Regions from separate parts of the Homo sapiens genome. Here region 2 is linked to region 1. A link is a contact called in ENCODE Hi-C data. All regions are on one chromosome and are shown on one strand. Each heading gives the region's core, a stretch centred on a gene start or an enhancer-like site at or near the end of the contact. The rest is flanking DNA. Distances are from core to core; before and after follow the strand shown. Region 1 has its middle 46 kb from the start of PRL. Region 2 holds the start of HDGFL1 (HDGF like 1).

What was found. Hi-C counts contacts between places; a loop is a spot of excess contacts on that map.
Region 2: a map of PC-3 shows a loop between it and region 1 (2.0-fold over the local background). The contact joins the promoter of HDGFL1 here to the enhancer-like site in region 1. A Hi-C loop is called at or near these places in 1 of 168 maps with a recorded cell type or tissue (PC-3).

What each region holds. Positions count from the first base shown.
Region 1 is chr6:22,249,295-22,252,824 of GRCh38, reverse strand. No RefSeq gene overlaps it. Among named protein-coding and RNA genes, the nearest start is that of PRL, 46 kb to the left of the region's middle. Within about 2 kb of position 1,289, at least 2 of the 41 ENCODE cell types and tissues checked have a DNase peak (open chromatin) inside an H3K27ac peak, as active enhancers do; they include PC-3, where a contact is called at or near this core.
Region 2 is chr6:22,567,889-22,571,129 of GRCh38, reverse strand. HDGFL1 (HDGF like 1) reads right to left here and starts at 1,564. Exons shown (of 1, transcript NM_138574.4): 1 at 1-1,564. The coding sequence starts at 1,554. The coding sequence ends at 799. All of the region lies in intron 5 of LOC105374971 (a long non-coding RNA gene), which reads right to left.

The DNA.
Region 1 (3,530 bases), core at 40-2,539:
GCCCACAATGGGTCACCCTAACCAGATGCATCTCTCAGGGATGGGGCTGTAGTTCTGGCATGTGGATTGATGGTTTGGAGGTACAGTGGGAGGGCAGGGGTATTTTAACAGGAAGACTTGAACAGGAGGTCCACAGAGCCATCTGCCCCAGGTAGACACAGGTAGCTGCCTGGAGATAACAGGAACATGGTGCCTTCTGACCAAGGCGTGGGGTCTATGTTCCCACTTCCTGGAAAGATAAAGTCCAAACCCACACTCCATGAAGATGGTTCTACACACCTCTCCAGGGCACAAGCACGTTGTTTCAAATCGCCCTTTTCTAAACGATATTCTCCTTTACTGACATTTAACAAATTATTATCTGGCAAACTAAATTTTGATTGATAGGATGAAATCGATCAACATGTTTACTGATAGATTTTTTTTCGAATTTCCAGGTTCATCAAGGAGCTAATTTTTACAGGTCACCTTGAAGATTTCACAAAGATATTTTTATTAGCAAAACTGTAATCAACACCAGCTGTATTCAGAATTTAATTGACCCACTTGGGCAATCATTTATGTAACAAAATAATGGATCTTGGGGCAAGGGAAAGATAAAAGACAGAGGTTGGAGTTTAAATAGAAAACAAATCAAAATTAGAGAGTTTATCATTTTGAAGTGGTGCGGCCAAGATTTCTTGGAAAGAAAAATTAGCTAGTCCTCTAAATACAACACTAATATTAGTAGACACCTGAGTATCATTTCACTGTGGGGGAGATTTATATGACATCGTGGGACTTTCAGGGCATCCCAATATGGCAATCTAAAACTGAATAACAAGTTTCCTGTCTCAGTTTTCCCATCAGAAATATAAGGTATATTTCCCTGTACTTGATATTTGGTGGGATCAGAAGAATAAACGTGAACTATTCCATGTGTATGATGGCAGACACTCTCAACAATCAACCTATTGGAGGACACTATCCTTTTTGTTTTTTACTTAAGATCAAACAATTTTTATACAACCTGTAACGAAAAGGAGAATGTAGTGAAATTTAAAAATCAGGAGACTCATGAGTCTTATTTGTGTGTGTGATTTTAAACCGAATTTTGAAGATTATATCTATATAGATGAACTTCAATAAGGTTCAGAGCCTATAAAAATGTTATCTCCTTCAGATGGCTTTGACCTTTCTCCAATTTCCAAGTCAGTTAATCAGCACATATTCAGTACATATTATGTTGCATAATAGGACCAGGTCTGTAACAAAATGTTATGATAGAAAAAGGCCTAAATTCCTTTTAAATGACAGAATGAAGTTTCGAGGAGTGAATCATTCATAATTTTTTTTTTTAATCTGCTGAGAGAAAGGGATTGAGTGAAAAAAAACCTCAGGGTAGCTGTGTCTTCTTCATTTTGCCTTGTATTGTGTGATGGGAAGGTAGAAGTAGACTTACTTTAAAATATTTTATGAGCTTACCCTCATTGGTTAATAACAGCTGTGGGCAGCCTCTGAAATTTATCCAAACCTCGCAACCCAGGAAACAAAGCAGAAATCTCCATGCTATTAATAATAAATGTGCCATTTTTTGCCACTGTTTTATTCTGTAATAATTGGCCAACTTCAAGTCCAACCTCAGAGTTTTTGGATTGCCAATGTAGGCAGAAACACTTCTCCATGGAAAGAAATTTTCTCAATCCCCTATTACATCTCTCTTTAGCCCTCTCTACCAATCCACACCTAGCTTTCTCATAATTAAATGAGAGAATGAAATCAGGCTATCTACTAATTCTTAATGAATTCCTTAAGTAGTCTTTGCAGGAGAATGTAAGTCTTTTAAAAGAAACAATTATGGGGAGAGAGTCCGCCTCACCCAATTTACAAGCTGGGAGCAAAAGCAGGTTTAGAGCTGTGTGTCAACACCAACCATTGTTCCTACTGGGGGACAATTTTCATGATATTTTTCAAGAATGTAAAATAAGGTTAGTTGGAACATGCAATTCTAATCCCTTCCAGCACTTATCACTCTTCAAACATTCAATAGCCACCCTTAATACCATTACCTCTGGGACAACATTTGAGTAGGCCCCTGCAATCTAACAACAAGAGACCCCAGAGAAAGACTGTGGTTTAAAAGCCTGGTTAAAGATTAGCACAAACAGTAATAAGAAGGTTCTTAGGAAAGAATCAGGACAGCTGCAGCTGAATCCTTGCTACCTGCTGAGGGTTGCTAAGCAACTTGGGCCTACCACTGCCCCAAGGGTGTTTTACTTTACAATTAGGATTTTTGAAGGGGATGAGGGGGAAGAGGGAGGGGTGATTCCTAGTGAAACCGATGTAGATCCATATATACAGATACGTGGTGTTGTGGGTTTTTTTAATAGGGAAACTGTGTCACTCCGTCCTTTCAAAGGTAGAACACTCCCTATAAAGCAGATATTTTTTTTTTGATGTAACTGACAAAAATCTAACAATAACATGGAGTTCTAAAAGTGACATTTTGACTCTAAGGGAGGAATTATTTGCAATTTGTTTTGAACAGAAGCTTAGTTCGTGTCAGTGGTGAACCTCCAGACAATCATTAGTTTAAACTGCCTGCTATGTGTTTAAAAATTTCAGTCAATTTAGAGCTGATCTGAATTGCAAATGTGATGGTAATAAGCCATTAGGGAACTGCATATCTCTTTTTTGCACTTACAACCCTCTGCTTTAAGGAGCTCCAACTACACTGAAATATGAAAATATCATTTTAATCATGCGCATTGTCGACAAACATAGAAATGCTGGAGACTCAGAAGCGGGAAAGTGGCATTCGGAGGCTAAACACGGGAAGCTGTGACAAGAATGAAGAAACACATATAACATTTACTTTAAATTATATACAGTAGTAAGATTTTCCAAAAACAAATATTCAGTTTTGTTTGTAATGCAACTCGAATCTCCAAGCCCAACATCTGGATAAAATTTATTTTCTTTGGATTTTGGAATTAGACTTAGCCCAAACCCTTTACGAGGCCACTTGGGAAATCAAGAGAATTGCTTCTATGGTCAGATTTCAGCTTGCAGTACAAATAATGAGTTTTTAAGGGTGCTTATCAATAAAAACTCTTATTTAAATAGCCTATTTCGGTTCTCTAGAATACTGTGTATTGTTGTAGTCTCAGAACCATCAATGTCAAGAAGTATTTTATTTTCTCAAAGGAGTTTCAGTTCAGAAGCTTAGACATTAGCACAGAAATTCATCATGATGATGCAAAAATCTCACCCCATCATTAGATTTCTCCATCGTCAGCTACATACTTAATTGAATAAAAGAGAAGGAAACTGAGAACAAAAAGAGGTGAGCTTTCTGTATTTTCAGTGGATAAGGTACATTTTCTTGATTCTCAGATACTATTTTTATAAGCCATTTGATTTCAAAGCTAAGCAGAACCATTGCAAGAAAGGGCTGATAACCGACCAGCTGGTCAACTAGCCATAGGAAATCATTTAGTATTTGTCTTTTCGTTTCCGTACCTCACACATCTCTTCCCTTTTGAATTCAC
Region 2 (3,241 bases), core at 315-2,814, 320 kb before region 1:
GGCATCCCATCAGTGGCCCCAGAGATCTAAATGGGACAGATATTTCTCACGGTCCCCAACCAGGATATTGGGCAAAGTTAAGTTTTCAGATCTCACAAACAACTTGGAAGCCCCCAAACGTTTTGATGAAAAACGGCAACTCCCAGAACTTCCTGGGTCAGCAAAAGGATTTGTGGAAGGCGGGGGGCATTCCCCACATGCTGCCCCTTTTCCCTAAATGTCTGAAGCTGGCAGGTATGGCAGGCATGGACAGGAGCTCAGGAAGATGTCGCTCTCCTGCCCGCTAACTACCACAGCTTGAAGACTGCTCATCCCAGGCCCTGCAAGTGCCCTCTGCTCTTTATCTGCCAGGCCTTTCACTCCTACCCATATTCCTAAGCAGAGGTTCATAATGCCTGGGGAAGCAGGAGGGGTGGAGAGGGGTGTCTAGAGGTGAAAACAGCCTGCCTGAACCCCAAGTCGGAAACGGAATCAGGCAACGAGTGGGCGGGGGTGGGGTGGGGTGGGGTGGCGGGTAGAGGGGGGAGAAGAGGGAGCCGGAAGCTGGGATGGTGGCCTCACTTTATCCCAGGGAGGGAACTGAGGCCCTGACTCAGATCACAGAGGCGTGGGGGCACAGAGGTGAGAGTCAGGTGGCCTGCCATCCTGGGGCCCGGCAGGGCAAAGGAGCGCGGGTTGGAGGAGGACGGGCTGAGGAGAGGGAAAGGCAGTCCCAGTTTGCACGCCGTGGTCAGATTCCCCAAGAACGGCCAGGCCGCAGCAGGAACGGGGCAGGGGCTCTTCTGGAAACGCTGGTAACTACAGGCTGTCGCGATCTCCGCCGCCCGGTGCCTCGGCATGCCACTCCTGGGAGGCCTCCTCGTCCGCGACTTCTTCCTCCCGGAGCTCCTCCTCCTCTGGCTGAGGCGGCTCGCAGACCAGGCCCGGCTCGCTAGGGGCGCTGCCGTTCTCCACCGCCACGAGGAACGGACTCTCCTCGTCGACGGCCGTCGCCGCCGCCGCCGCCGCCGCCCTCTCCGCTTCCGCCGCCCTCTCCGCCTCCGCCTCCTCCTCTTGGTCGGGGGCTGCCTCCTTGGGTCGTTTGGGGGCGTCCTCCGGCGGGTCCCCCGCGCTCCTCTTCAGCGGCCCCTTCTCCTCCTCAGTGGGCTTGTCGTCGTCCGGCTTCCCCAATTCGTCGCCGCCGCCACCAGCGTGGGTCGGCTTGTCCTCGTCGCCCTCTGCGGCCTCGGGCTCCGGCCAAGGCCCGTCTCCGCTGCCCTTCTCTGAGGCTAATGGGCAGTCGGAGGCCTGGACCGTGGGGTTGTTCTCGATTTCCCACAGCCCCGCGCTGAAGCCGCGCCTCTTGTTGGGCTTGCCGAACTTCTCCTTGCACTCCTTGTACGGGAACAGGCGTTTGGGACTCAGGAAGGCCGTCTCGTGGGTCCCGAAGAAAAACACCTGGTAGCGGTTGGGCTGGGTCATGTGCTCTATCCTCGCCGGCCAGTGGGCATAGCCCTTTAACTTGGCAAACACCAGGTCCCCGCTCTTGTACATGGGCATGCCGTAGGCCGACATAGCTGGTTCTGCGGACCCCGCCTGGGCCACACCGGAAGTAGACGCCGAAGTCTGCGCGCGCGCAGTAAGGGCGGCTGCTGGGCGGGAGTTGTTGAGCGACCTGTTCGAGGGGACCGGCGCCACCTAATGGGCGGGCAACGCTCGGGGCCCCGAGAAGATCCACTGCGAAGTGTGCATTATCTCCCGAACACTCGAAGCCCGTTGGACCCACCCTCGGACGCCATGATGTCTAGAATGCTGGAGGAAATAGCTGGGATGGCCGGGTGGCGGTTGTGCTTGTGGTGGCCTTGTGCTACTGATCAATCTCTACGGCACCTGGGCCAGATGGTTGCACAGTTTAAATAAACGGTGCCAGAGCGGCCTAGAAAGGGGGCAGTGTGACAAGAAAACACAGTGACACAATTAGTACATATTTCCATGAAACTAGTAACAGCCCAGTGCAAGCATGCAGTGTCCCTGTAGGCCCCGATCTGCTCACTACAGGAAACTGTACACCTGCGTTAGGAGGAGCTAAAGAGATGGCTGTGTCAGTGGTTTCAACCCTTTTCTGATTTCCTCCGGGACTAGCACTGGAGCCTGCAGTGAGGCTCAAGAACTACGTGAAAGTCTATTAAAGGGTTAGAGTCAGCAGTGTGGTTAGGATGTCTTAAGTCCACATTACTGGCTAACAAAAATGTCAAACATTATTATATCTTTAGGGTCACAAAAAGTATATAGGAACACCACCACCACGGCAAACAGACATCTAAATATTTCCTACTTTCTATGGAAATGTTCACCTTGGATGCCAGACATGAAGTTTAAACTTCGTTGGTGATTGTACCGTATTGTGAAAGATGAGGCTACATGGTTGTAACATTGAGATCACGACACATGTTTTCAGTATCTTTCTAGAAGAGATGAAAATTGGGTTCATTATGCATAAGAATTAGGTAGAGATCTACTCATATCGAACATGCTCTTGGCAACTAGAACTTCCTGTGAGCTACACACTAAAAAAGTATAATCTCAGCTGAGAAACTATTTTAAAAAGAATTTTCTTCAGATATGTCTCTTCTAAACATATGAATGAAAGTGTCAGTGCAATTGCAGTTGTTTACACAACTTTCTGCATCTTTTTTGGATCCTCCTTGCTAGCTGTGAGCAAGCACTCTGAAACCTACCCAAATTTATCATACCGGTACTCTTGACTATTATAACTAGACAGATGTTCCTTCCCAGTGTAACCAACACACTAGACGAGAATTAGAGCCCTTAACCCATTTCAGTAAAACTCAAATTTGTTTCCCATTTGCTGGGCTGGAACAGCCATTTTAACTCTGAATGGTTGAGACATGCTCTAGGCAAAAGGAGATATCCTCTCCCTAACAAGGTGAAATGAACATGAAGCCCTTTGATAATTCTAAAATTCTAAACAAGTTCTTTCAGCTCTTATGTCAAGCCATTTTCTTAGAATGCCTATCTGCCCTGCTAATATCTATTATACCTTTATTAAATAAGTAACATCAACAATGCATCAACACTTCGTTTACAAATCAACATCCTGCTACAAAGATGAATATGACAAGTTCCCTCCTCTCAGTTTTACAGGGAAAGTGCTAGAAAACTAGAAATGTTTAGTGGCTGTAGAAGAAAATAGGAAATAATAGGTAGCTATGGAGCCCATAATAGGAAGGAATTTGGAATT